2 separate regions of the Homo sapiens genome follow, and region 2 is linked to region 1. A link is an interaction called in ENCODE POLR2A ChIA-PET data of the cell type or tissue named here. Cell type or tissue: Panc1. All regions are shown on one strand. Each heading gives the region's core, and the rest is flanking DNA. Links, peaks and the distances in the headings are about the cores only. Region 1 has its middle 95 kb from the start of TODL. Region 2 has its middle 70 kb from the start of CPSF6.

Evidence for each region. ChIA-PET counts read pairs that join two places held together with the same protein. Peaks named below come from ENCODE experiments on the same cell type or tissue, not always from the same donor. Only the 100,000 strongest peaks of a DNase experiment are listed, where the experiment ranks them.
Region 2: POLR2A ChIA-PET joins it to region 1 with 13 read pairs; 3 of 35 experiments call an interaction of 5 or more read pairs at or near these places.

The regions. Positions count from the first base shown.
Region 1 is chr12:69,094,529-69,109,794 of GRCh38, reverse strand. No RefSeq gene overlaps it. Among named protein-coding and RNA genes, the nearest start is that of TODL, 95 kb to the right of the region's middle. In Panc1, for the core only: no CTCF peak of the experiment used is centred there; no DNase peak of the experiment used is centred there; H3K27ac peaks cover 2,654 bases.
Region 2 is chr12:69,161,444-69,176,709 of GRCh38, reverse strand. No RefSeq gene overlaps it. Among named protein-coding and RNA genes, the nearest start is that of CPSF6, 70 kb to the left of the region's middle. In Panc1, for the core only: no CTCF peak of the experiment used is centred there; no DNase peak of the experiment used is centred there.

The DNA.
Region 1 (15,266 bases), core at 3,894-8,893:
AGATCAAGGCCAGGCCAGGCATGGTGGCCCACACCTGTAATCCTAGCACTTTGGGAGGCTAAGGCGAATGGATCACTTGAGGTCAGGTGTTCAAGACCAGCCTGGCCAACACAGTGAAACCCCGTTTCTGCTAAAAATACAAAAATTAGCCAGGTGCGATGGTCCCAGATACTTGGGAGGCTGAGGCAGTAGAATTGCTTGAACCTGGGAAATGGAGTTTGCAGTGAGCTGAGATCTCGCCACCACTGCGCTCCAGCCTGGGTGACAGAGAGAGACCCTGTCTCAAAAAAAAAAAAAAAAAAAAAAAAAAGAGAGAGAGAGAGAGAGATCAAAGCTAGACATCACTGAAGATAATGGAAGGGTTGAAGACAGATCTCCAAGTAGAAGATGAACGGGGCTGGGCTTTCCAGGGGTGGAAGCAGTAGGAATTGAAAGAGGAATAAAGTGTCCATATCTGAATCCCTAGAACCTATATCTAAAAAGGGTTTGGCAGGAGTAATTAAATTAAGGATTTTGAGACGGGGAGATGATCCTGGATTCTCGGAGTGGGATCAATGTAATCATGAGTATTCTTAAATGACAGAAAAGGGAGGCAAAAGAGCTAGAGGAGATGTGATGACAGCTGAAACAGAGGACTGAGTGAAGCGATGGCTGCCTTCAGAGGTGGAGGAAGCAGTCATTAACTAAGAAATGCAAGTGGCCTCTAGATGCTGAAATAGGCAGGCAAACAGATTCTCCCCTAGAGCTTCCAGAAGGAACACAATCCTGCTGACACCTTGATTTTAGCCCAGTGATACCCACTTTTTTATAGACCTCCAGAACTATAAGATAATAAATCTATGATGATGATTATTATTTTTTTGAGATAGAATCTCACTCTGTTGCCCAGGCTGGAGTGCAGTGGCACGATCTCGGCTCACTGCAAACTCTGCCTCCCAGGTTCAAGCGATTCTCCTGCCTCAGCCTCCTGAGTAGCTGGGATTACAGGTGCCCGCCACCACGCCTAGCTAATTTTTGTATTTTTAGTAGAGACAGGGTTTCACCATGTTGACCAGGCTGGCCTCAAATGCCTGACCTTAGGTGATCCGCCCACCTGGGCCTCACAAAGTGCTGGCATCACAGGTGTGAGCCACCCAGCCCGGCCAAATCTGTGATGTTTTAAGCCACTTAGTTTAAGCCTATTTACAGCAGCAATAGGAAACTAATATAGACGGAAAGCTGATTGATATAAATTTTGTTTAAGAAAGGGGTTTTGAAAGAATGTGAAAGAGTGGTGCTCTGCAGGTAGAAGCCTAGAGCCAGAAGATAATACCTCTGGCCATCAGTGAGACCATGTGCACAAGAATGAGCTGGCTCCACTTGAGAGGGTGGCAGGGACACAGAATTCTCCAGGGAAATCCAAGTTTCAGTTAAAGCCAGAAAGTGGAGGACATAGTGAGTGAAAAGGTTAAGAGCATAGAGAACTGTTTTTAAATATTTGGCACTAGAACAAGAATTTCAAAGGGTACAGTGTAAATAGAAGCTAGGTTGGGAGAAGACGGAGTTGAGCAGGAATAAGAATGTGTAACAGGATCTGTGACCTCCAGGGGGTTGCATGCTGGGTGCCAGTACTGAGAATCACAGGAAAAAGGGAGGCTGGGCCTTGAGAGGGGGCTAAGAAGGACCGAAATTGAGCTAAGTTTGCTCAGCAGTTGCAATCAAATGCCTTTTGGCTCTCTCTTCAATTCTGCTGGCTAGCTTTGATGTATGGTGCCTGCACTGCTGGCCTAAGTCAAATTCTGTAATAACATTTTTACTTTTTAAAGGACTGAGACCTTACGACTGAGTTTAAGATAAAAAAAATTTAAAAAAGGACTGAGATTAATTTTATGCAGAACAGCATTCCAAATATAATGCTAATGAATTAATAATTGTCATAAACAAGTCTAAATAAATTTGTTTCTTCACTGCTATAATAAAAATATGCTTCTGATTAGAGAGTGAATTGCCCATATTAGGCTCATAAGTGCTCCCTGGATTTAACTGAATTAAGATGAGTCACAAAGTATTGGAAATCTTGGATTTAGCTCCATGTAAGTGCATGATACTCCTAAGTCATGCTTGCCTTATTACAAGACAGAGAGATGAACCCCTGCCATGGAATCATGAGAGAGCTGGGCAGAAAAGAACCTTCCATACCACTGCCAGGTTTATGACTATAGGGTCTCAAACTCTGTTAGGTGGGCTCAACCACGTGAGGTCAAGACCCTCCTTTTGTACCTCTGTGATGTGGTTTGTATGTTTGTCCCCTCCATATCTCATGTTGAATTGTAATCCCCAATGTTGAAGGTGGGATTTGGTGGGGGGTGTTTGTCTCACGGGGGTAGATCTCTCATGAATGGCTTAGTACCATCACCTTGGCGATGAGTGAGCTCTCGCGCTGAGTTCCCACGAGATCTGGTTGTTTAAAAGGGTGTGGCACCTCTCTGCCCCTCTCTTGCCATGTGACGTGCTGGCTCCCCGTCATCTTCCACTGTGATTGTAAGCTTCCTGAGGCCTCACCAGGAGCAGATGCAGGCCCCATGCTTCTTGTACAGCCTGCAGCATCCTGAGCCAAAATAAACTTCTTTTCCTTATAAGTTACCCAGTCTTAGGAGTTTCTCTATAGCAATGCAAAAGTGGACTAATACACTTTGGTACAAGAACTAGAACAAAAGAAGCCACTTGGTTTCTTTCTGTAAGGCTGAGCCCCTGAATCCTGGCTTATTATCAGTTTCATGGCAAGAAGAAGCAGGAAGGGCAGGCTCAAAGAAAAAAATAGTGGAAAGATAACATTTCTCTAAAGGAAACAGAGCAGAGCTGACCTTAGCCACTCACCCTTTGGCCTTCCCAGGATGGGCATCCCTCCCAAGCAGCTGGTCACCCCAGGTCTCTCTTACCATACTCATTGCACAGATAAGAAAAAGCACCCAAGACAGGCAACAACAGAAAGAGATAGAAATTAAAATTAAAAAAAAAAAAAAACTAGTTATTGGCAAGGCAGGGCTTTAAACCTCTTTGTTAGTTATATCAAATGTTCCACCCCTCATACCATGGCCCAATTATGTCCTTGGCTTTCACTCACATCAAACACTTCCCTCCCTGGAGTGGAGTTGGAGGGTGGGGAGCACTGAGTCCCCAGCTAAGAACTATCAAATAAGTATTCTCTTTCAAACGGCAAGCTCATAAGCTAAAAGTTATTGATGTGTATATTCACTGCGTATATGTTCATCTGTCCCTTCCTATGTACCAAGCTAATTACTTCTTTAATTAAGCACTCTTTACTTTTATTAGAGTTGTTAGCATATTTAGGAACATTTGCTGCTCTTGGTTTCCCAGCGGACCAAGGTGTGCATTTTCAGGAACCAGCTGGTGTTATTTGTGCAGTGTGTATCAGGTGTGAGAAGGATAATTTAGTGCCTTTCAAATACCTAGTTTCTTCCCCTTCAAGTGGGCGCACCTACATCTGAACCTGGTGTCTGGCTACCCTCAAATATTGCTGAACACTGATGTTGGCCAGCTAACAGTTTCCAAAGCCAGACATATTGGAACCACTTGTCTGTGAATCCTGAGTTGCTGCAGAGGGAGATGTGGTTTTGAGTACCCTGCCGAGTTCAGGGGCGGTGGAAGGTAGGACTGAGGCACACAGAATCACAGCGGTGTCTGCATGTGGTGTCACCCTGAGGCTGTCTCATGATATTATAGTTACCCTTGGCGCAGTAAAAGCAAAGGGAATATACTGAATTAGCTGACTACTTTTCCTTTCTTAAATATTAAGCTGGGCATTCTCAGGGATGATCCTTATCCTTCTGGAGACCAGAGGCTCCAATAGGGCCAGCTTCATGAGTGTACAACCTGTGTAGACACACAGCACACTATTCTTAGAAGGGGCCCATGTTTGCTTGGTTTAATGCTCTATTGTTGCTATCTTGATACGCTTAATAACTTTTTTTTTTTTTTGAGTCAGGGTCTTGCTAAGTTACCCAGGCTGGAATGCAGTGGCTATTCACAGATGCAGTCATAGCATAGTACAGCCTCAAACTCCTGGGCTCAAGCGATCATCCTGCCTCAGCCTCCTGAGTGCCTTCTTAATAACTTTTTAACAAGGGCCCTGGCATTTTCAGTCTGTACTGTGCTCCACAAATTATTTGGCCTCTCTTGGTCTACAATATGGTTGCTTTCATCAAGAGCTCTCTAATTTCAGAATTACTTCTATAGTAGTCCATAATTTTCTTTTGCATCCATTTATTTACACAACTCCATACATTTTCCAGACTGCAGGTTTCCTGAGGCTATGGGCTTTCTTATCTCTTTTTCTCCAGGGCCTAGCAGAATGCCTGACATATCATAAGTGCTCAGAAAATATTTGTTGAATGATTGAATGTTTGAAAGAGGCCTCAGGGATATTCCCATAGCCAAGGTAACAAGTAGACTATTGGGATAGTGCCACATTTGGTAGGTATCAAGTTCGCTATAAAAGGGGTCATTAATTCTGGATACTCCCTTCCTACCTCCTCCTCAACCACTTCTCTGTGTCTGAACTGTAAGCTGCTTTAATGCTTGGTTGCCCACAGTGATTCTTTGCTCACCTGATTCCTGATTCTGTAAGCTGAGCAGGGAGCTTTTTACTGCCCTAGACAACCATGTTTAGAGGACAGAGCTGAGCTCCTGTTATAAGCGTTCAGGGATACAGATCTTAGAGTTTTGACTTTGGGCCTCAGGAAGCTTTCACTCTGGCCCACTGAGCTGTGGGGTCTTAGAGAAGTAAATGTGAGAAAAAACACCACAGATTCCAAGGCAGTTAAACAAAAAAGTGCCATCCTGCTCACTCCTGGGAGTCGGACAATGAACCCGGCACATGTCAGCACTAGCAGGTCTGTGCTGTGGGTCATGGTGGAGGCACTGTCCTTGGAACATTTAAGGTGTTCCTGAGCCTAGTCCACAATTTTTATTGTATTTTAAATAAATTAGAGGAGAGCTAATTAAAAGAAATACCTAAATCTAGGAACCACAAATAAGATTCACTTCAATTGGCTACTTGCAACACCTTGTAGATAGTGCTCTGAGGCAGAAAAGAGTGTGGTGATCAACCAGTAATGCCTGCATGGGCACCTAAGCTAGCATTTACTGAGAGTTTAGCACACTGTCTAATACACTGTAAATGCTCCAGGCACATTTGTTGTCTGAATAAATAGATCAGCGAGGATTCTTTAAGTGTCCCTGGAACTACATAGGCAATTTTGAATAAATCCAGCTTCTTCAGCTTGAGCTTCAGTTTCCTTAGCTGTAAAAAGACTTGATGGTTCAAAATATCTTCTAGCTTTAATATTCTGTAATCCTGTCTATCTCTTTGTAAAATGAAGACTATCTGTGTTAAATAATACCCCGTCAAAACTCCATTTTGTTTGTATATGCCTAAGGCTTCATTTTTTAAAGCCTTACTGTGGGGGACTGTCTTAATTTCTAATGCAGCAAAATGCATAAAATATGTTTCATAGAGTGGCCAGGGTACATTTCTTTTGAATCTGAACTGTGGCAAACCTGGACTAATCTGTGGCTAATGATGAGAACCAAGTCTTACAAGAACTACATCTTGTGGTGTCTCATGCCTGTAATTCTAGCACTTTAGGAGGCCAAAGCAGGAGGATCACTTGAGCTGAGGAGTTTAAGACCAGCCTGGGCAACATAATGAGACCCCATCTCTACAAAAATAAAAAAATTAGCCAGGTATGGTGGAGCATGCCTATATTCCCAGCTAGTTGGGAAGGTGAGGCACGAGAATCACTTGAACCTGTGAGGTGAGGTTGCAGTGAGCTGTGATTGTGCCACTGCACTCCAGCTTGAGCAACAGAGTGAGACGCTGTCTCAAAAAAAAAGAAAAGAAGAATTACATCTTGAAGTGACCACTGTGACTTAGGACCCAAATCTATGGCTTTGTTTCTTTAATGTTTTCTAAATTCAAGAGACATATGTCCTCTTCAGATATTTGTGTTACTTTTATTGATTCTAAACCATACATGATTCTTCATGGTAAAAACTGAAAATGGAGACATACGTTTTACTGTGGCTTTTATGGAGGGGGCTAAGCCAGAATATAGTCGCTCGCTGCATTTTTCTCTTTCATCTTCCGGCAGTTATTCCCCATCTCCCATCTCCCCCACCCCACCCCACTCATTCTTTCCACCTCTTCACCGTTAGCAAGTAATAGCTTCTTTCTAACTTCAAGAGAGGCTGCCCAGGGAACTTCTTAGGAAGATGGCCCACAGACACAGAGAACCAGATACAGTAATAGGGTGTTTAAATGGGGGAGAACCAGGGCATGGTAAATTTACCATTATTACTATTTATTTTAATTTCTTTTTTTTTTTTTTTTTTTTGAGATAGGGTTTTGCTCTCTTACCCAGCTGGAGTGCGCTGGTGTGATCATAGCTTACTGCAGCCTCAAACTCCTGGGCTCAAGCAGTCCTCCCACCTCATTCTCCCAAGTAGCTGGGACTATAGGCATGTTCCACCAGGCCTGGCTTTTGTTTTTGTTTGAATGAGAAAGAAATCAGAGAGTCACAGGGATCTTCTTGTGGAGCTTGTCTAGTGCTTCAGCATCAGAACAATCATCTAGTTTAATTTATGGAAAGCATGGCACGTTAGGAAACCTTATTGACTCTGTGGGCACACGCATGGTCAGCACTAACAATTGCTCACATGGGCAACTTCAAGAACCCCGAGACTCCTTCCTGATCCACATGACTTCCTCTTTCACTTCCCTTGATCTCTGAACAGCTTTATTAGATATTCATTCTTTGCAGTTAAGAATTGACCCATAATAAAACCACAATGCTCATGGAAGAGATAATACATTGAATAACTACCAGCCACTAACTGGTAGTTATTCAGTATGTTTATTTTTGTTTTTGAGACAGAGTTTTGCTCTTGTTGCCCAGGCTGGAGTGCAATGGTGCAATCTTGGCTCACTGCAACCTCCACCTCCCAGGTTCAAGCGATTCTCCTGCCTCAGCCTCCCAAGTAGCTGGGATTACAGGCATGTGCCACCATGTCCGGCTAATTTTTTGTATTTTTAGTAGAGATGGGGTTTCACCATGTTGGCCAGGCTGGTCTGGAACTCCTGACCTCAGGTGATCCACCCACCTTGGCCTCATAAAGTGCTGGGATTACAGGCATGAGCCACAGCACCCAGCCTTATTCAGTTTATTTTTATCGCAAAAGTAAGATGCTTTGCTTGTAAAACAAACAAACAAAAAAAACAACAAAAAAAATCTAAACATTACAAATAAAGCTAAAGCATCCCTTGAGCAGGACCACAATGTCACACAGGTTCACAGAGATTACCTTGCCCTGTGAGTTATGCAGTGTTGACCGGGAGACCCTGCCAGGGACCACCTGTTCTCCACCCCCAACCCTATCCTCTCACCAGCCAAAAACATTGCTGTCAGTTTAGTGTAAATCTTCCCAGGTATTTTCTGTGCATCTGCATACAAACATATGAGGGCACTTCAATAAGTTTGTGGAAGAATTGAATTAAAAGATAAAAATAAAAAATATATAAACTTTATTTCTTAACATAAGCTCTATCAAGTTCAAGACACTTTCGTAAGCAATGATACCAGCCATTTAGTCCCTCCCTAAAGAACTGAGAATCCTGGGAACTTAACCATGTCTATGCAGTCTTTTTCACATTATTAACTCAAGAAAAATAGGGGCCCTTTAAGGATGTTTTAAGATTAGGAAACAAAAAGAAACCAGAAGGAGCCAAATCAGACTGTAAGGTGGATGCCTGATAATATCCCTTGGGAGCTCACAAAATTGCCCTTGTTTGACGAAAGAAATGAGCAGGAACATTGTGATGGTGGAGAAGGACTCTCTGTTGAAGCTTTCCTGGGCATTTTTCTGCTAAAGCTTTGGCTAACCTTCTCAAAACATGATCATAGCAAGCAGATGTTATTGTTCTTTGGCCCTCCAGAAAGTCAACAAACAAAATGCCTTGGGCATCCTCCAAACCTGTTGCCATGACCGTTGCTCTTGACCTTTGCTTTTGTTTTAACTGGACCGCTTCCACTGGTAGCTGTTGTTCTGATTGGCTTTGCCTTCAGGATCATACCAGTAGAGCCATGTTTCATCTCACGTTACAGTTCTTCGAAGAAATGCTTCAGGACCTTGATCCCACTTGTTTCCAGTTTCCATTGAAAGCTCTGCTCTCATCTGTAGCTGATCTGGGTGCAATGGTTTTGGTACTCATTGAAGGGAAAGTTTGCTTAACTTTAAATTTTCAGTCAGAATTGTGTAAACTGAACAAGTCGGGATGTCTATGGTGTTGGCCATTGTTTGTGCTGTTAATTGTTTATCTTCTTCAGTTAAGGCACAAACAAAATGAATTTTTTCCTTGCAAATTAATGTGGATGGTCTGCCACTGAAATGATGGGATTCATTTTCAATACTGTCTCCTCCCTTCTTAAAACAAATTATCCCTTTATGAACAGATGACTCCCTTGGGGGCATTGTCTCCATAAACTTTTTGTAAAGCATTAATGATTTCACCATTCTTCCATCCACGCTTTACCATAAATTTGATGTCTGTTTTTGCTTCAATTTTAGCAGAATTCATTCTGGTAAAGGTAAGGGCTCTTTTCAAACTGATGTCTTATCCTTCTTAGAGCATCGGCTAGATCCTGTTTAGACATATTATAACAAGTTAGTATGAGTTTATTTTGATCCCCAAAAAATTAAAATGCATGCATAGTTTTTTTCATGAGTGCATTTTCCATGAATTTTTGAAGACCCCTTGGTATGTACCCACAGTACGTAAGGAACTATTTTGTTTTGTATTCCTTTTTGTATAAATGATATCATGATGTATCTATCTTTCCACAATGTGTTTTTTTTTTTTTTTGAGATAGAGTCCCATTTTGTTGCCCAGGCTGGAGTGCAATGGTGCCATCTTGGCTCACTGCAGCGTCTGCCTCCCTGGTTCAAGCGATTCTCCTGCCTCAGCCTCCCAAAAGCTGTGATTACAGGTGCGCACCACTATGCCCAGCTAATTTTTGTATTTTTAGTAGCGATGGGGTTTCACCTTATTGATCAGGCTGGTCTCAAACTCCTGACCTCAGATGATTCACCCACCTTGGCCTCCCAAAGTGCTGGGATTACAGGCATGAGACACTGCACCCTGCCTGCAACGTGATTTTTAAAACTTAACATTACTTGGACTTCTTCCCATATCAGTGTCTACATTTTTTTTTTTTTGGGACAGAATCTCGCTCTGTTGCCCAGGCTGGAGTGCAGTGGTGCAATCTCGGCTCACTGCAACCTCCGCCTCCTGGTTTCAAGCAATTATCCTGCCTCAGCCTCCCGAGTAGCTGGGACTACAGGCGCACGCCACTGCACCAGGCTAATTTTTGTATTTTTAGTAGAGATGGGGTTTCACCATGTTGGCCAGGCTGGTCTCAAACTCTTGACCTCATGATCCACCCGCCTCGGCCTCCCAAAGTGCTGGGATTACAGGCGTGAGCCATTGCGTCCGACCTCTACATTTTTATGTATTAAAACACAACCAATTTTACACATGGTTAAAAAAAGTCAAATAACAGAAAACATAAAAGCAGCGTTTCTCCTTCTTAATACTCCTTCCTCTTGGTCCCACAGCTCTGAGGGAGCTGCTTTTAACGACTGGTTCAAATGCTTCTGACTTTTATGTCTATACATAATATTTATTGATTTATCTATTTGAAATATTGCCTTTTAACTTTCTGTGAGGATGGATGAGGGTTTAACTTCATTTCACTGCCCCTGTGTGCCCGCTTTCACCACAGTCAGTTCCTCCACTGGGCTCACCTGTACCTCCAGCCAACTCAACCTCCACTCCTTGTTTCATCTACAATTGTGACTCTCGAATTACCTGTCACTTGAAAGTCAGCGATAAGGAAATTTCGCATGTCCTGTCTTCCATGGTAGAGCTCTATTAATTTTTTCTTGCCAAGACTGATAATACATTTTATTGTGACACCATAATTAATCTTCCATGATTGATCCATAGATTGGTTTTAGTAGCTGAAAAACAACGGAATGCCAACGGAATTTGCATTGTAATGCCCAGGCAAGCAGTGCTCACTGCAGAGCCCAGCAATGTTGAGATGGCCCTTCTCTCCTTTCAGATCTGTGGTCAGAGCCTCTCATGCCTCTCAAAGGAGACAATTTAGAGCTTTAAGTAGAAATGAGTTAGTTCTTCTGTTCCTTCCCCTCCTCCTGCTCCTCTTCTCCATCTTCTTATGTCTCTCCCCCGCCCCCTTCTTCTCTGCCTCACGTTCTATACTCGCACTTTCCTTTTCCACTGTGTGTCTTTTACTCACACCTCCCATCTCAGGCCCTCTCCTCACTCCCACACTTCTGCTTCCTGGCTTCACTCAGATGGGCGCCTCCTGTGGATTCAGGCTGGCTGCTATTCATTTTGGTTTCGTCTGCTTTGTGAACTCTCTTTTCTTCACTCTGTTTTCCAGAAGTATTTAAAAACTCTCCTATTCTCTGTTGTTGTAGAGAGAAAAAAAAAAATTCTGGCAGGGCGTGGTGGCTCTTGCCTGTAATACTAGCACTTTGGGAAGCCAAGGCAAGAAGATCACTTGAGGCCAGGAGTTGGAGACCAGTCTGGGCAGCATAGGGAGACCCTGTCTCTGAAACATAAAAATAAAAAAAAACAACCAGGTATGGTGATGCACACCTGTAGTCCCAACTGCTTGGGAAGCTGAGGCAGCAGGATTGCTTGAGCCCAGGTTGTTGAGGCAGCAGTAAACCATGATTGCACCACTGCACTTCAGCCTGGGCAACTGAGCAAGACTCTGTCTCTTAAAAAATAAATAATTAAAATTTAAAAATTCTTTCATCATGATTTGGAAAAAAAATTCTTTTGCTGCCATTTGAACGGTGTCTTAGATGAGGAGCATAGACAAATGCTTGTGCTCAACTGCTCTCTTGATCCCAGATATTATTAATATCATCATGTAAATTGGTCACCCTGATCTTTTCCAAAAGGAGAACAATCTGAGAGAGGATTTTTGAATGTGGAAGACAGAAAATAATCACTAACGACAAATAGCATTTTCTGAATTTTCTTCATTTTTTCTATAATATCTGACACCATTGGCCACTCCCTTTTTTGAAAGTTTCTCCTCCATTAACTTTTTTGTTTGAGATGCAGTTTCGCTCTCGTGTCCAGGCTAGAGTGCAATGGCACGATCTCAGCTCACTGCAAACTCCGCCTCCTCGGTTCAAACTATTCCCCTGCCTCAGCCTCCCAAGTAGCTGGGATCTTGGATTACAGGTGCCCACCACCACAGCCAGCTAATTTTTGTATTTTTAGTAGAGACGGGGTTTTACCATGTTGGCCAGGCTGGTCTCGAACTCCTGACCTCAAGTGATCCGCCCACCTCGACTTCCCAAAGTGCTGGAATTACAGAAGTGAGCCACCGCACCTGGCCTCTCTGTTAACTTTTAAGATCCTGTTCTTCTTGCTGTCTTCTCAGCTTAAAAACTCTTTTACCAGCTCCTTTTCCTATGCTTGTCTCTAATGAGTCATCCTCATTCTTCTCTTCTCTATTGTTACACTACCCACAGGCCTCCAGATTTTTATCTCCAATGCCAAAATCCTCTCTGAACTCCAGATTTTCCTCTCAGGCTGCTTACAGGACATCTTTGCCTGCATGTTCCACAGACACACCAGACTCTACTTGCTGAAAAGTGAGATCAGCATCTTTCTATCACATCTGCTTCTCCTACATGTGTCTTATCTTGCTTAACAGAAACACTGTCCAATTAGTCCCTGAAGCTAGAAACTTTAATTCTACCTCTCTGTGGCAGATGCTGGTCACAAACTTATTTCCCATTCCTCCTGTGCACAGCTAAACAATGCTTCCCGGGCTCCACCGCTGTTAGGTATGGCTGACAGAACAGGAGGAAGTGATATATGTCACTTCCAGGTCTGGCCCCCACAGGCAGTCTTCCTTGAGGTCTTCCACTCTCTTCTTCTGTGCCTCTTTGCTGGCTGGAGGTTGACAGCAGGACTCGTTTTTCCCTTTGTGCATGGTGGAAAGAGCAGTATAAAGTTCTCCTTGACTGAGGAAGGGAAGTCACAGCTTCCAAAGGGATTGTTACTGAGAATGCACTTACCCAGTGTGGTGATGAATTTCATGTGTCAACTTAGCAAGGCTATGGTGCCTAGTTGTTAGGTCAAACACTAGTCTAGATGCTGCTGTGAATATATTTTTTAGATGTGATTAACATTTAGAATCAGTAGGCTTTAAATTAAGCAAATTACCCTCTATAATGTGGATGGACTTAGTCCAATTTGTTGAAAGCCTTAAAAGCAAAGACAGGTTTCCTGAACAAAAAGAAATCGTGCCTCAAGACTGCAGCATAGAAACCCTGCCTGAGTTTCCAGCCTGCTGCCTGCCCTGAAGATTTTGGATTTGCCAGCCACACAATTGTATGAGCCAATTCCTTAAAATAAATCTCTCTTAATCTTTCTTTCAATCTCTTAATCTCTCTCCCTCTATCTATATCCTATTGGTTCTAATTCTCTGGAGAACCCTGACTAGTACACCAAGAAACGAGCCAGTTCCTCTCTATAAGATCCTTTTAACATTCCTATTATGTCAGTGTGAGACTGGATTTAAGTTGTGTCTGTACACATACCAGATCCTGCCCAGGGAGACAAATAAATTGCAAAGTTTTTCTTGAGAGTTGAAGCATAATGGCCCCTTCCCCATCCTGTCCCCATAATAGAGTTTTGGCAAACAAGCCTACAGAACAGACACCCCAATCTTCCCCTTGCTCTCTTCTCAACTTAAAAACTCTTTTACCAGCTCTTTTTTTCTATGCTTGTCTCTAATGAGTCATCCTCATTCTTCTCTCTCTATTGTTATACTATACTACTCATTTCCCACTCCCCCTGTGCACAGGAGGAATGGGAAATAAATTTGTGGCCAGCATCTGCCACAGAGTGGCAGAATCAAAGTTTCTAGCTTCAGGGACTAATTGGATGGTGTTTCTGTTAAGCAAGATAAGACACATGTAGGAGAAGCAGATGTGATAGAAAGATGCTGATCTCACTTTTCAGCAAGTAAAGTCTGGTGTGTTTGTGGAACATGTAGGCAAAGATATTCTGTAAGCAGCCTGAGAGGAAAATCTGGAGTTAGGGAGGATTTTGGCATTGGAGATAAAAATTTGGATCCTACTCCAGTTTTATTGGAAACCTAAGAGTAACTTAAAAAACAATAGAGTTGCCTACTTAGAGGGTCACTGATAAAAAAAACATTTTTTTTCTCTGTCAATTGATACTGGGACAGGCCCCCCCAAAAATGTGCACCTAGGAGGCTGGAATATCCTCTCACAAACATTCTCTTGAAAACATCTCATGCATCTCCCATCCCACGCTTGCGCAAAAACCCAGATTGAGGCTAGAGAGTAACAGGGATCCTGAAGTCAGCTGCAGAAAGTCACATCTATCTTGGCTAGGGCTGAAGGTTGCAGCTAAGACATAGTAGCCACCCCCCAAGAAGCAGTCAAATACTGAACCAGAAAAAAAGAAAAAAGAAAAAAGAAACACAGAAAAGGTACTATGTTGCCGGAGGCATTGTCAGACCTTAAGAAGAGTGGATGTGGAATTACCTGAATTGGTGTCTCATCTAATTCTAAGGTCAAGATATCATGCAAAGCCTGGGCATAACTGGAAAGTTAGAGATCCCCTTGGCCTGTTCACCAAGCGGAATTTCTCCCCTTTCTTTGTTGGCACATTGCCACCGCAGCTGTGGAATCAGTTGTGGTCTAGACGGTATCCCTCTAGAGGCTCCAAGATTAGTCCTTGGTCCACCCATCTGCTATCTGTTATTTTCTGCTCAAAAAGCTCGCTCGTTCTTATAACACAGTGATCGCCTCTCTGCTGCTAATTTCCAGCCCCACTTCTCACTATAGTTCCAGTCCCCTCAATCCTGCTACTTAAAGGGCTCCACCTTTGGTCCATTCCAAACTCCTTTCCATGGTCCTGGCTTGCCTCACTCACAATTTCAGGAGCTTGCAAAATGCCAGCTGTTGGATGAGCTTTAGAAGATTTTCGCAAACAACCTCCCGTTTCCTGCCTCAAAAACACTGTTCTCTACTCTAACCTTCATTCATCTCTGACCCCTGTTTTGCTCCATTCTTCCATATCCTCCATCTGCTCTGTCTCTTTCTATTCTTTAGCCACAATCCCATTTTAGATGCATATTCCTTTTTTTTTTTTTTGAGATGGAGTCTCGCTCTGTCGCCCAGGCTGGCGTGCAGTGGCACGATCTCGGCTCACTGCAAGCTCCGCCTCCCGGGTTCACGCCATTCTCCTGCCTCAGCCTCCCGAGGAGCTGGGACTACAGGCGCCCGCCACCGCGCCCGGCTAATTTTTTATATTTTTAGTAGGGAGGGGGTTTCACCGTGTTAGCCAGGATGGTCTCGATCTCCTGACCTCGTGATTCACCCGCCTCAGCCTCCCAAAGTGCTGGGATTACAGGCGTGAGCCACCGCGCCCAGCCTAGATGCATATTCCTTGAATTGAATTATGGCAATTCCCCCCCTGGCCTGATCACCACAGCTTCCATGAGAAATTCTCATCTTCCTCCCTGAACCACCTTGTTGGGGCTACTTCTTACCCAGCCTCTCTATGAAGGTACAGTGTTCAGATACACCCATAGCTCTCACACTCTCATTTCCCAATGTCCACAATTAAGGTCATTGACTCCCTCCAAACCTGCTCCCGTTCCCAGCTTCTCTGCTTCTAACTGCCAAGGTTTGAAACTTTAAAGACATTTTGAAATCAGATCTCTCCTTTATCCTCTAATTTCATTTAGCACCAAGCTCCAACACTTCTGTGTTTCTGCTTCGTCTCTAAACCGAGCCCTCATCACCACCCACCTGCATCACACTGTGGTTTCTACTAGGCCCCCTAAACTCAGTTTTCCTCCTCCCTGCCTATCCCTGCCATATTACTCCTTCTTGAATGCTCTTCCCTCCTATTATCCACCTACTCATTGACTTTCAGGACTCATCGTTTCCTAGAGCATCAAGGTGAGACTTGTGGTGGCACAGAATGAATACTGCTAAGCTGGGGCATAGAGCTATGCCATATATTAATTTTAGCCCTAAGACTTCTTTTTTCTTTTTTCTTTCATCACCAGCTTTGGACAGAGAAAGCCCTGGAACTTGGGCAAGTAATTAGCTTC
Region 2 (15,266 bases), core at 5,526-10,525, 65 kb before region 1:
CCAACCTCGAGTCAATTAAATTTTCTTTACTGCAAGGCTGTGGTCTTTATTTGTGCAGCAGGTGGGAAGAACCCGTTGGGCAGTTTTAGTGTCATCAAGCAAAAGGGGCTCACTGGCCAATGTGCTAGAAGTCAATACTTGATGCCAGGTTTTTGAGAAAAGAAAAGCTTTTTATTGTAAGTCAACTCCCAAGGGGACAGTAGACTAGTTCAAATTTGTTTTCCTAAGCTGGCTTTAAGGCAGTAATTTTATTAAGGAAGGTTTAGGGGGTGGATTCTAGGATTGGTAGGTGATTGGTAGAAGGAAAGGGAGGTCTGGGAAGTCTTCAGGCATGCACAGTTATCTTTTTATGTCTTTTTATGAGTCCCATATGTAAATTTGGGAGGAGTTGGCATGAAATAGCTGGTAGAAATCTAGGCTGTGAAATCAGCAAGCTTGTGCTGTGCAAACTCCAGTCAGTTACATCAGTTCTAGTTTATTTTATTCTGTTTTGTTATCTCATAAGCTGAAGGAGTTTTAGTGTTTTAGTAAGTGGGGTGTTTTGTTGTTTTTTTTTTTTAATCTGTCTTCCTGTAAATGTAAGAATTTTTGTTAGTCATTGGTTTTTTTAACTCTTTGGAGCAGGGTTTCATTAGCAGGTTCCCACTTTTTTAAGGAGGTGAAATCCAAAAAGAGTGATACTCAGAAACCTGGATGGAAGTCACCATCCAGATGATTATCAGTGAGCCACTACTTGGGATTCATGGGCTTACTCTTGGAAGGGCTGTTCCAAGGCCAGGCTCCAGGACCAGGAGGCAATAGAGTACCAGAAGGATATTCTAGAACTTTTGCTCAGAGCACTTGCAGAGCTCTGTACCCCTCACTGTACTCATCCTAGCTGTGAATACCAGTTTAATGTCTTCCCCATAAACTCCATTAAGGGCCTGAGTCCATCCTGTTTTGCCCTGTAGCCCCAGCATTCAGCACTGTGTTGTGTATTGTCACCACCCCCATCCAGGCTTTTATCAGCTCTTACCCGGATCATGGCAATAGCCTCCTTCTACTCTTTCACCTGTCCAATATATTATTCCCACAATATCCTGTGGGTTTTCTTTTTCCTTTTTTTTTTTTTTTTTTTTTTTTTTTGAGACAGGGTCTCACTCTGTTGCCCAAGCTGGAATGCAGTGGTGTGATCTCGGCTCACTGCAACCTCTGCCTCCTGGGTTCAAGCAATTCTCCTGCCTCAGCCTCCCGAGTAGCTGGGATTTCAGGGTTACACCACCATGCCTGGCTAATTTTTGCATTTTTAGTAGAAAGGGGTTTCACCGTGTTGGCCAGGCTGGTCTCAACCTCCAACTTTAAGTGATCCACCCGCCTAGGCCTCCCAAAGTGTAGGGATTACAGCCAGGAGCTACCACACCCGGCCCCACTGTGGGTTTTTAAAAATGCAAATCTATGGGCTGGGCCCAGTGGCTCATGCTTATAATCCCAGCACTCTGGGAGGCCAAAGCAGGTGGATCAGAAGGTCAAGAGATTGAGACCATTCTGGCCAATGTGGTGAAACCCTGTCTCTACTAAAAATGCAAAAATTAGCTGGAAGTGGTAGCATGTGCCTGTAGTCCCAGCTACTCAGGAGGCTGAGGCAGGAGAATCACTTGAAACCAGGAGGCAGAGGTTGCAGTGAGCCGAGATCACGCCACTGCACTCCCGCCTGGCGACAGAGCGAGACTCCATCTCAAAAATAAAAATAAAAAAATATATTTTTGCTATCACCCTGCTTGTAATCCTTCAGTGATTTTCCATCACTCTTAGGACAGAACTCAAATCCCAAACATGGTCTCCAGGCCAAGCCAGCTACTCCGCTTTCTCTGACTTCTTCATGCTATACTTTTGGCCACCTTTCTCCCAGCCTCCCTTCATCTAGTTAATGCCTTCTCATTCTTCAACTCTGTGCCTAAGGGTCATTTCCTTGGAAAAGCCTTCCTTGAAACCCTGGTCTCCCAGGCATTCATTCCAATAGCACCCTGTGCTTCTTTTTCATAACACTTTTCCCAGCTTGTCACTCATTTATTAATATCATTATTGGGGCTGGCGCGGTGGCTCACGCCTGTAATCCCGGCATTTTGGGAGGCCGAGGCGGGCAGATCACGAGGTCAGGAGATAGAGACCATCCTGGCTAACATGGTGAAACCTCGTCTGTACTAAAAACTACAAAAAAATTAGCTGGCTGTAGTGGCGGGCGCCTGTAATCCCAGCTACTCGGGAGGCTGAGGCAGGAGAATGGTGTGAACCCGGGAGGCGGAGCTTGAAGTAAGCCGAGATCACCCCACTGCACTCCAGCCTGGGCAACAGAAAGAGACTTCGTCTCAAAAAAAAAAAAAAAAAAAAATCATTATTGGATTGCCTGTTTCTCTATTTTGACTTGTAACTTCCACGAGTGCAGAGACTGTATCTGTGTTGCTCAGTACCTGGAGTGTAATGGGAACCCTAAATATATCCCGAATTAACTCACGAATACTATAGACACCAAGTCCAGTAATGAGAACTGGTGCTAGGAAAGAACTGTGGAGTTCAGGACCCTGTGGCTTATGGACTAGGCGATCTGCCAGTTATTGGAACCAGGGAGGAAGAATTTAAAGCTGTTTGACATTGCCCATCAAGAGGCGGCCAGAAAGGTGTAAGCAACTCCTGCCTCAGTTCCAGGAGTGGCTCCCTGAACTCTCCCAGCAAGCCTGGACTTCAGTACAGATGAAGATACTATAACTTGCCAGGAATCACCCAACTGGGGGATAGGGGAAGACCCAAGACTCAAACTAGCTCTAAGTTTGGGTGTCTCCTTTCACAAGGAAGAGCTGCTTTTCTTTTGTGTAAGAGCAATCAAGTAGCAGATAAGTAATTACTGCTGTGTATTTGCCCAAGACTTCTGTCCTGCTTCTGCAGGTCTGCCTCTAAGTAACAGCAGCATCTGTGTTACTCATTTATCATCCATCACGTCCAGCTTGGGGACTGAATTGTGATGACTGTTACCTAGAGATGTGTGCAGAACAGCTGTATTCCAGGCTTTGCAGTTGGTGATTTTCTTTTGCCCGTTACGGTGGGCTCAGTCACAGTGAGAATACTAATGGAGCTGCTCGGGAAGCCACATGGGAGCTTGGTCGCACGGCAGAGACACTAACAGCAAAGTGACAGGGCAGGCAGCAAGCTGGGATATGGTTGCTCCTATCTTGGGAAAGGCCTGGACAGCAGCAAAGAAACAGGCTCAGACAGAAGTGCCAGAGATGGGATGTGCAACTGCGTGTCGAACGACATCCTGCATTCCCAGCAGAAAACAATGTCAGCCATATTCACACCAGACTGGGGACTCTAGCAGAAGGAAGACACACTCCATTTTGTTATTTGCTCCAGTATGAAAGGTTTTGGTGAGAGAGAAAGCCTGTCATATTAGGAGGAGTGCGTTCCTGTGTGCAATGAATACTACTAAAGGTACTTTAAGGGATTGTAAACTTAACATTGCCTGTCCACTCTTTGCACTGCTGTGTTTCCAATGATTAAAAGAATTGCTCCTGCTATCTTTTCTGTTTGGCTTTGTTAATACACATCTTTAATTTTAAATCGTTTTGAAAAACAGAATTCACACCTAATGAGAAAACCTTTCCTTATGGAAGCAATTTCTCTTGAGCCAGTTAGAAATTGTAAAATTCTATCTTGGCTTCAGTTCCACAACATTAAAAATATACTATGCACAATGAAGGTCTCAGAAAATGATGTTTATTACCTTTTAAAAATTTACCTAGAATTCTTATTTCTAGTTGTTTACTTAAAAATGACTTTCTATATTTGTTGTCCCTTTTCAAACAATTCTAAAAGCTTTATTTCTAATATTTTTGCTAATTTCTTCTATTATCTACAAGGTTTTGTACCAAATGACCCAACTCAGACAAATGTCTTAAATGAAAGAAGTAAATGGCTGTGTGAAAGTAAAGACAAGCTGTCCCTTAATTTACAGGCTGTGGGATGTTCTTCATGTGTCCTTGGCATTCTTCAGTGAGTTCTGACTTTGAATCTAGATAGGAAATATCTGCAGCAATACGTGAATGTGTTTAGAATCAACCTTTGAAATGTTGAACCACTGTTAAATACTAAATCAATCATGTATCTGAGTCATTTAAGAAATGAGGATTATATAACACACATTTCTTCATACTATATTTTTGGAAGCTGTTACAAACTTAAGATGTTCTTTAAATAAGGCATCATATTTATCATTTATCTCAAGCCATCTTTCCCCTTAGTTGTGCATATTCTAGAAGCAGAGAACTTTCCAACATAACATCAATTCAGTGATTACGGTTGTTTTATTTATGAAAATGAAACCTTGTACTTTTTCATAGTCTTTCTTTTCTTTTTTTTTTAAACCTGTTACTATGTAAATAAGTGTCATAGAATCTCAGCATTGGAAGGGCCCTTTTGGAACTCATCTGAACAGTACAGGTGCCCTTAACATCCCCCTGTTCAGAACTTGGCCTTGGGCATTCGTGAAAGGCTCTCAGCCCTGGGGGTGGGAGCTCTTCACACCTCCCTCTGAACTTGCTTCCTGCGCCTCCTTTGCAAACCTCACACTCCTATTGTTCTCACTCTTATTTCTAGGATTTGCAGCTTTTAGACTCTTCCTGGCTTCCCAGCGAGCCCTCTCCTGGGTGTGTATCCCATTGGCCCTGGCTTTCTCCAGCCTCGGTCCTGCCCAAGGCTCCATTTCTCCTCCCGGGCCAGTCTGGCCTGCCGTGGGAGGGAAGATGGAACAAAACTGTTCCCTGAAAGGTATAATATGTATGAAGCTCCTAAAATGGAATATCTGGAGTGATCAGTGTTTTTGTATGCTGAACAAAATGGCTGGTAGCTGAGGGCTCATCTTAAGTGGCTTCAGGACCCTGCACTCCAAAAACCTCTGGAGAGAGAAGGGCTGGAGATTGAGTTAATCACCAATGACCAATGATTTCATCAATCATGCCCACAGAAATGAAACCTCCATAATAACCCCTAGCCTCCAGGGAGAGTGCTTCTGGGGAGAGGGCATGGAAGCTTCACATACCCCACCCGCCCCATATCTTGCACTTGCCTTTCTTGCATTTGGCTGTTCCTGAGTTGTACCCTTTATTATAAACAAGTGAAAGTCAGTAGAGTGCTTTCCTAAGTTTGGAGTCATTCTGAAGTCATGAGCTAACAAAAATTCTGGACAGAAACACAGTTATAATAAAGTATTAATCAGGTTGCACTTTGATCTACTTCCTGGTAATCCCCAAATCACATAGCAGTATATACTGACCGTCTGCATCCCCATTGTTCCTATAGACAGGATTTCTGACGTTAGAATCATAAGGATTTTGTTTAAGGTAGATAAGCTCTCTGACATAAGAATCACAAGGCTTTTGTTTAGGAATTGCTTAAGGCCAGGCACAGTGGCTCACGCCTGTAATCCCAGCACTTTGGGAAGCTGAGACGGGTGGATCACCTGAGGTCAGGAGTTCGAGACCAGCCTGGCCAACACGGTGAAACCCCGTCTCTACTAAAAATACAAAAATTAGTCGGGCATGGTGACGGGCGCCTATAATCCCAGGTATTTGGGAGGCTGAGGCAGGAGAATCACTTGAATGAACCCAGGAGGCAGAGGTTGCAGTGAGCCAAGATCACACCATTGTACTCCAGTCTGGGCCACAGAGCGAGACTCCATCTCAAAAAAAAAAAAAAAAAAAAAGTAAAAAAAAAAAAAAAAAAAAGCATTGCTTAAGATGTTTTTCAGATCCTGGATTCCCGCAAAACAGCAGATGCCAACCAGTTTGAAGACCCCCATAGAGGAACAGAACCAGCATGAGAACACTGCTTCTTCATGTTTCTGTCCCATGACTTTGCCCTGAACTCTTCAACCAATCGATGATCTGTATACTTCAGCCCACTCCAAAGCTCTTAAAAGCCACAGTCCCAAGCTCTCAAGGTTTCCACCCGTCTCCTTGTTTGGAGGCCCTATTTTAACCGAGTACCCCCATTTTTCTAAGAGAAAGATAATGAGTTTTTATTATGTTTTTCTTTTTTATTTCTTATTTTCTGTTTTCTCCTTTTTCTTCTATTCCCTACTTCCTACTTAGCTGTTTAGAAATGCAATTATAACCTTTTACCTTCCCTTCACCAGACACTCCCTGCAGGGCAAGCTTATCTAACTGTGTGCTTAGAAGCTGCAGAGCAGAACGGTCTCTCACCAGGAGATTGCCTTGAGAGACAACCATCAATTTACAACGAAAAATACAACCTTGTTCTCCCCATAATGGCACCTGTGGATAAAGCACTAAAGCCAGTCACGTGGACCCCCCAACCTGCGTTTCCCTTTCCTGTGTGCCATTCATGCCAAGTTCCCTTTTATTTTATTATTATTATTCTTTGAGACAGAACGTCTCATTCTGTCACCCAGACTGGAGTGCAGGCGCAATCACAGCTCACTGCAGCCTTAACTTCCCAGGCTCAAATGATCCTCCTGCCTCAGCCTCCTGAGTAGCCGAGACTACAGGCACGTGCCACCATGCCCAGCTAATTTTTAAACTTCTTGTAGAGAAGGGGTTTTGCCATGTTGTCCAGGCTGATCTCAAACTCCTGGGCTCAAGTGATCTATCTGCCTGCCTTGGCCTCCCAAAATATTGGGATTACAGGCGTGAGCCACTACTCCCGGCACTCCCCTTTAAAAGTGCCTACTTTCTCCTCCAAAAGCAAAGCAGAGCCCTTAGAGCAGGAAGCCTGTACTTCTTTCCCTAAGCTAGCTCTGGAATAAAAACTCACTTTATACCAAATCTTGATCTTATTAATTGGACTCTGCAAGTGTTACTGGTGTCCAGGTTCTTGGCGTTTTGAATAAAGAATTGAACAAGGCCAGGCGCGGTGGCTCACGCCTGTAATCCCAGCACTTTGGGAGGCCAAGGTGGGTGGATCACCTGACATCAGGAGTTCAAGACCCCAGCCTGGCCAACATGGTGAAACCCTGTCTCTACTAAAAATACAAAAATTAGCCGGACATGGTGGCAGGCACCTGTAATCCCAGCTACTCAGGAGGCTGAGGCAGGAAAATCGCTTGAACCCAGGATGCAGAGGTTGCAGTGAGCTGGGATCGCGCCACTGCACTCCAGCCTGGGCGACAGAGCGAGACTCTGTCTCAAAAAAAAAAAAAAAAAAAAGAATTGAACAAATGCACAAACAAAGCAAGGAAAGAATGAAGCAACAAAAGCAGTGATTTATTGAAAATGAAAGCACACTCCACAGGGTGGGAGCCGCCTAAGCAAGTGGCTCAAGAGCCCAGTTACAGAATTTTCTGGGGTTTAAATACCCTCTAGAGGTTTCCATTGGTTACCTGGTGTATACCGTCTGTAAATGAAGAGGATATTTCTTGTCATAGCTGAAGTGTTTCTATATGATTTAGTTCTACAAAGCCCTTAAGTTCCCTTGCTCCAGGCCCTATTCTCCTGCCTCACAAGCAGCGAAAGACTAAACTTGTGTTTTGGTTACACTATGATTAGACCTCTTTCTCTGCTGCAACCTGGTGTCTCAGCATATTGACCTGCTGTATGCATCAGGCACAGACTTCTTATGGTTACAATTCCAGCAAATTATGGAACCTGAAGGAGGCGGTTGTAGGAACCCCCAGCTTTGTAGCCAACTCAGACAGGAGTATGGATAACCTGGAGACTGGATCCTTGTGACTGGCCTCTGAAGTGAGTGCAGTCTGTGTGACTGAGCTCTTAAACCTGCGAAGTCTGAGCTAGCTCCAGACAGCTGGCACCACAATCAAATTGAATTGTGGCATACTCAAGCTGGTGTTGGAGAATCAGAGAACTGGTTGTGTTACTGGTTGACAGTGTCCAGATTCTTGGAGTTCTGATCAAAGAATTGGACAAAACACACAAATAAAGCAAGGAAAGAATGAAGCAACAAAAGCAGAGATTTATTGAAAATGAAAGCACGTGCCACAGGATGGGAGTGGGCCCAAGCAAGTGGCTCAGGGGCCCCAGTTACAGAATTTTCTGGGGTTTCAATACCCTCTAGAGGTCTCCCATTGGCTACTTGGTGTATGCCCTATGTAAATGAAGAGGATGAAGTCCAGTTACAAAGTCATTTACTCAGTATGCGCCCTATGTAAATGGAGAAGATGTTACTCAGTGTGTGTAGCCTATGTAAATGGAGAGGATGAAGTGAAGTTACAAAGCCATTCACCTTCCTGTCATTGCCGAAGCATTTCCATTTGATTTAGTTCTAGGAAGTCAGCGTGAATCGGCCTTATGTTCCTTGCCTCCAGACCCTATTCTCCTGCCTCAGTTGATCTGAAGAGGAAAAAAGCCTCTCAATAGCCATCATCTCATCTGTAAATATTTTGATACCAGTTTATTTATTTGACAGATGTTTATTGAGCACTTGCTATGTGTCAGGCACTGTGCTTAGAGCTGGGTATAATGCCATCTGACCAGTTGAGAAGGCAGATATTAATGGAAAAGTCACACAAATACATGCAGAATTAATTAGAGACTGCCAGGACAGTAAAGGATGCTTTGAAAGTGTGTCAGGGTGGCTTGATCTGGCCTGGCAAGGGAGTGAAGGAAATAAAAAAATTTTACCCCAAAATACATTTCTTTGACATATTTTGAAGTGGCTGCTACAGGGCCAGCCAAGTGTCTTGCAAAGCTGTCTTTTGTGAGGAAAATTTGCATCTGTAGAGAATCTCCATTGATGCAGCCAGGCCTTCCCTTTCTAGGCCTTTTCCAGAACTAGGAGAGATCAGCTGAGAGACTGACACCTTTAAAAGTCTGAAAAGAAACATACATCATCTGTTCTCTCTGCAGGCTGCTACCTGTGAGGTTTCATCTACATAAGGAGGACCCCTTTGCTAGCCAAGCCTCTTCCCCTCTCCCTCTCGTAACCTATCCTGCCACTAAAACCTGATTTACCAACGTAACCTGTTTTGGGCCGAGCTCTGAGCCTTCATTCTTTCTATAACCTCAAGATGGTACATTAGCTTCTGTACCTCACTGGGGGGGTTGGGTCCTCATTCTGAAGGCTACCTTATATACACGTGAAGTAAATTTGTATGCCTTTTCTCCTACTAATCAATTCTACCTCATGTCAGCGATTTCTCAGCAAACCTTGAGAGGACATAGGGCCTTGACCCCTATAGGGGAGTGGAGACGAAAATGCAATGCAATGAATTTCAGACGCAATGCTGTTATGTACCTAGCTTAATCCAGCTATTTTCAACCCTGAGTGCACATAGAATCTCCTGGAGAACATTAAAAATACCCATGCTTGGGCTACAGCCCCAGATACTCTGATGGAATTGGTCTGGTTATCAATATTTTCTCCAAAGCTCTTTAGGTGAGTCTAAAATGCAGCTAGGATTAAGAGTTTACTGGTTTAAATCCGCATGTTGGTGATTTCAGTGTCCTATACTTTCTTCTCCTCCTCCTCCTCCTTCTTCTTTTTCCTTTTTTTTTTTTTTTTTTGTTTTTCGTTTTTTGAGACAGAATCTTGCTCTGTCTCCCAGGCTGGAGTGCAGTGGCATGATCTCAGCTCACTGTAACCTATGCCTCCCAGGTTCAAGAGATTCTCCTGCCTCAGCCTCCCAAGTAGTAGGGATTACAGACATGCGCCACAACGCCCGGCTAATTTTTGTGTTTTTGGTAGAGACAGGGTTTCGCCATGTTGGCCAAGCTGGTCTCAAACTCCTGGCCTCAAGCAATCCTCCCACCTCAGCCTCCCAAAGTGCTGGGATTACAGGCGTGAGCCACTGCACCCGGCCTATACTTTCTTCTGATGTTCAAATGCAGATCAACTATAATGGAATATATCTAACTGAAAATTTGAAATAACATTGGAAACAATACTTTCTTGTCATTCCTTACTCATTTGAAGTGTCAAAAGACAAAATTACTTTAAAGATCTAATCAGCATTTATTTGCTCTTCTAGAATTGGGCAACATCTCATTGTATAAAATAGAGTAAGTGTTCTGCTGAGCTTAGCAGAGGGCATTGGCTTTCTAGGCAGACAAGAGCTGAAGAAAACAGAAACAAAGGACAAGAAGCAGATTGGTCATTTCAAGATTATCTTCCTTATAGAGTCAAAACAGAGGGAACTTTCTTATCATGCCCTTTGGTAACCTGGGCCCCTTCTGATTGGTTGCTGTGAATCTCTGTTTTATTTTATTTTATTATTTTTTCTTTTTGAAAACTGGCCCATTTCAAAATTCAGTTTGATTATGACACATTTAGCACAACTGACTTCATGCTGGTTTGGTCTGGTCTGCTGGGCCCTAGTGCAGGAACTTAGTCCAAAACAATGGGCTCTCATGAATTTATTCGATAGGGTAACTGTCAATGAATACCTTGCAAGATATATTTTTGTTATGTTTAAATTTTTTTTCTTTTTAAAAAAAGCATATGATTAAATATTTGAAGAAGTAGGAGGGGGTAAGAAAGAAGAAGAAAAGCGGGGACATACCTGTAAACTCACTATCCTGCTGCAAGCACTGAGAATTGCAGTGTATCCTCTTCCCCTTCTCACCCCCGTGCATCTGGGTAGACAATAAATTACTTGGTGATTTAACACCTACCAACAGTTTCAATATAAATTATATATTACATAATATATGTAACAAATTATATATTTTGGGCTGAGAAAAATTCTTGAATCCTGTGACCCCCTCTTTTGCCAACTCAACACAAGCAAGCTCCCATCCTGACCTCTGCTCTTCTCAGTAAAGCATTGCTCTCAGGCTTGGAAGAATAAAACTGGTCTAGCCAAGGTCATGGTGTCCTCCTAGTTGCCAAACTCATAGACTTTCTTGCCCCCTATTTAATTGCTTTCTGCAGCATTGAACACAGTTGAACATTCTACCTCCTTGAAACTCTTACCCCTTGACTTCTGGAACACCACTTCCTCCTCTCACCCCCATTTTTCTTTCTATTTCTCTGTAAACCTAAGTTCCCTCTGCAGTCCCTCTTTCTGCTCCTAGATGTTAGGGTTCCAGAGGATCCCATCTCTGGCTGTTTCCTTTCTCACTTTACCTACCTTTCCACAGAGATTTTCTTCAAGCCCAAAGTCTCAATTACTATTGTCACCCAAAAGACAACCCAGATGGCTACATAGTAGAAAGGAGAGCTGTATTGGCCATATCAGTTTGCCAACTGGGACGAGAAAGTCTCCAGTGTGGACCTAAGGGGGCTCTCTTTTTGAGGAGGGGAAGGGCAGGTTGGGTTTTACACCTTACAGGGCCTGAAGTCGTACATATCCAGCAGGTTTGGGAGAAAAGCTATGCGTATTTGTGAGCAATGCATGAGCAATGGGTAAACATATATATATATAAAACATACATCCCATGATTACTTTTGGGTGGAATTTTAGCATTAAAATGTGATGGAATTTGGCTCTTTTGTCAAAAGTTCAACTATAGGACACAAAATAGACGGTGCAGCCTCTATAAGATGGCTGAAGCTGCCTTAAGGGTCGCAGTTGCTTATCAGGAAAGAATCTCTGTAAGGCCAATCCTCTGTCCATCAGAGTTGCAGTGGTCTGGGTTGTAAATCAGAGTTAGAAGGGGTCTAATAATTGGCCTGATAGCTCCCATTATTAGAGAGTTTAACAAGAGTTTGGTTGTTCTTGGAGCTGTAGGAATTGAGAAATTTGCCATGCCAGCCTGGCCCTGATCCCTCAACCTATAGGTAACTTTTGTTTCCCTAATCTTAGGGTCTACTTAGTTGATAAGGGGCCATTTCAGATCACACTATTGTATCCTGATAAATCCTTGGGGGAAGACTGAAAGGTCAGATAAGCCAACGGTGTAGCAAGAAATGAAATTTGGGAGTCTGTTACTACAGTGTGGCAAGAGTTTCTTTATATAGAGACAAGCTGGATATTTGAACGTTCCCCCTCTCTTTACCACCTGCAACCCAAACCCTGCCTAAAACAGAAGAAAATATAGTGGACTGAGCTGGGCACAGTGGCTCATATCTGTAATCCCAACACTTTGGGAGGCTGAGGGAGGAGGATTGCTTCAGGCCAGGAGTTTGAGACCAGCCTGGGCAACATAGCAAGACTCCAACTCTTCAAAAAATAAACTAGTCAGGCATGGTAGTGCATGCTTATAGTCTTGGCTACTCAGGAGAGCCAGGGAGGCTACAGTGAGCTGTGATTTCTACCTGCATTTCAGCCTGGGCAACAGAGCAAGACCATATCTCAAAAACAAAACAAAATAAAAAAAGAGAGTGGACTGAGCCTACCATTCTGTAGGTGAGGACCTACAGATTCCTCACACCTGTGGACTGTTGCGACCACAGAACTTGGGGCTAAGGAGCCATGTCAATTCACACCTCCACATACTTTCTGTTGGTGTACATCTTTTGCAGGATAAACAGTAGCCTATCCTGAGTCCCAGTCCTCATTCTCACCAATCCTTGAAACCAGAAAGGCTGCTGTTTCTGGCTTAGTTCACTCCCACATCTATAGCTCTAGTCCAAGCCTCTTATCTTAATGCTTCACATATCTGTCTACTAACCTTTTCCACCCTACTGGGTCACAAACCACAAATAGAATCTCCATCTTCTTGCACAAGCCTTCTCAGAATAGACATCCTAATGCAATGGTTGACAGTGTCAAGCCACTATTCCACCCGCTCACTTATGCTGGAAATTTGAAGATCAAAAAACTTTTCTCTTCACCCCTCTGTTGTGGTCTGAATGTCTGTGTTCCTCCAAAATGTGTACGTTGAAATTTATTAGGTTGGTGCAAAAATAATCATGGTTTTTGCCATTGAAAGTAATGGCAGAACCGCAATTACTTTTGCACCAACCTAATCATCCCTGCTGTGTTGCTATTAAGAGGTGGGACCTTTGGGAGGTGACTATATCATAAGGGTGAAGCCCTTGTGAATAGGATTACTGTCTTTGTAAAGCGACCTGAGGGAGCTTGTTGGCCCCTTTTGCCCTTCTCTTCTGCCATGTGACAATACATAGACAGTGCCATCTATAAGGAACAGGCCCAGTTGGGCGCGGTGGCTCACGCCTGTAATCCCAGCACTTTGGGAGGCCAAGGCAGGTGGATCATTTGAGGTCAGGAGTTTGAGAGCACCCTGGCCAACATGGTGAAAACCCTGTCTCTATTAAAAATACAAAAATTAGATAGGTGTGGTGGTACACACCTGTAATCCCAGCTACTCAGGAGGCTGAGGCAGGAGAATTGCTTGAACCTGTGAGGAGGAGGTTGCAGTGAGCTGAGATCGTGCCACTGCACTCCAGCCTGGGTAACAGAGCAAGACTCTGTCTCAAAAAAAAAAAAAAAAGGACAGGCCCTTACCAGACACTGAATCTGCCACCGCCTTGATCTTTAACTTCTCATTCTCCAGAACTGTCAGGAATAAATGTTTGTTGTTTATAAATTACCCAGTCTAAATTTTTTTGTGATAGCAGTAGGAACAGACTAAGACGTCCTTGTATTCAGTTATAGATGGATTCCACCAGATAACCAGTTTTCCAATCTGCTCCCCTCCCCTCTATTGCCCACCGTTGTTGGCTTGATCCAGGCCCCCAGGATCTGTTAAGGTTTCAGATCAAGGCTAGGACAAAGTGTGGAGCTTGTAGCCTTGATTTGAGTATAGAAATATAACCAGAAAATGAGATAATGTATTCTATTAGTGAAAAAAATTAACCTAGTTATAAAGATTATAGTATTGTTTCTGAAAATGGAAAGGGTTATGTAAAGAAAGTCTCCATTTATTTGTATTAATTGAGCTACTACAGATTTATTTTTTTTAATTAAGATTATATTTCTTTTCTCAAGTAAAACAAATTTAGAGAATTTATTGTTGGCTCACTTTCTTTTTAATAACTAGGCCTTTCACTTCCCACAACTTAAACTACATCAATTGTACATTTTCCTACAACTTTTTTATTTGGTTAGTCTTCTTTTTTGTTTTTTTTTTGAGGTGGAGTCTCGCTGTGTCACCCAGCCTGGAGTGCAGTGGTGCGACCTCTGCTCACTGCAACCTCCACCTGCTGGGTTCAAGCAATTCTCCTGCTTCAGCCTCCTGAGTAGCGGGGACTACAGGTGCATGTCACCAAGCCTGACTAATTTTTGTATTTTCTTAGTAGAGACGGGGTTTCACCATGTTGGCCAGGCTGGTCTCGAATTTTTGATCTCTAGTGATCTGCCCACCTCAGCCTCCCAAAGTGCTGGGATTACAGGCTTGAGCCTATTTGTTTATAGGTGCCCAGCCTATTTGTTTAGTCTTCTAAAGGACCAAGGAAGCCAGTTCAGTGAGCTTACATCCTGAAACACAAATATGACCGAAAGTATGTGGCAAGTGCATTTTGGGGACCAGGAATATAAACAGTGTGTTCTTACAATATGCAAAACCAGCACCAATACTTAAAGCCATGTTTGGTAGATTGAAAAGCCCTCCTAAATACCCTACTTTTTCTATATTTTCTCATATTCCTAAATATAAATGATCATTAACAAATGATTATGATGAACACTAATACCATAACTTAATTTCCTGCCAGCTGAGGCCTGGCAGAGTTGAAGCATGCTAAACCTCAAGAGCATGCAATTTCAGAATTGAACAATTAAGCTCAGAGAAGATGAGAGTCGAGGTTACCATGGTAACCTGATCCCACAACCCTGTGTGCAGCCACATTGTTTCAGTGTTTGAGTCACGTGAAGCTGGTTATGATGATTTATACTCCAGGCAATATTTAGGTACAGATATGGGAGTTTCCCTTGTACCATTTTCAGAAAAGACAGATACTTTGAAATCTGCAGAAGAGGGTTGTGTGATTTTTCAGTGAAGTGATATGCATTAATGAAAAGCACAGTAGCTAATCACAGTGCATAGGTTTACACTATGCCATAAAAGTACTAAAATTATGGGCTCTGAAAAAATAATTGCATTGAAATTTAATCATTAAGCATAAGCATATAACTTGTTTTTATTCATTCAGTACTACTGATTAAACCCTACTATGCACTAGACCTTGTTTAGGTGCTGGGGTTCAGTGAACAAAATACGGGACACAAACAATATACAGTAAATAAATAATTTATGATATCTAGTGTGTTTGAATGTGATCAGGACTGTGAGGACAAGGTAAAGCAGGGAAGGGGGATTGAAAATGCTGGGGATAGGAGGGGTGTGGCATGGCAATTTTAAGTTAGGTTGTCAGAGAAGGCTGTATGGAGAGGATAATATGTGAACAGACTCAAAAAGCAT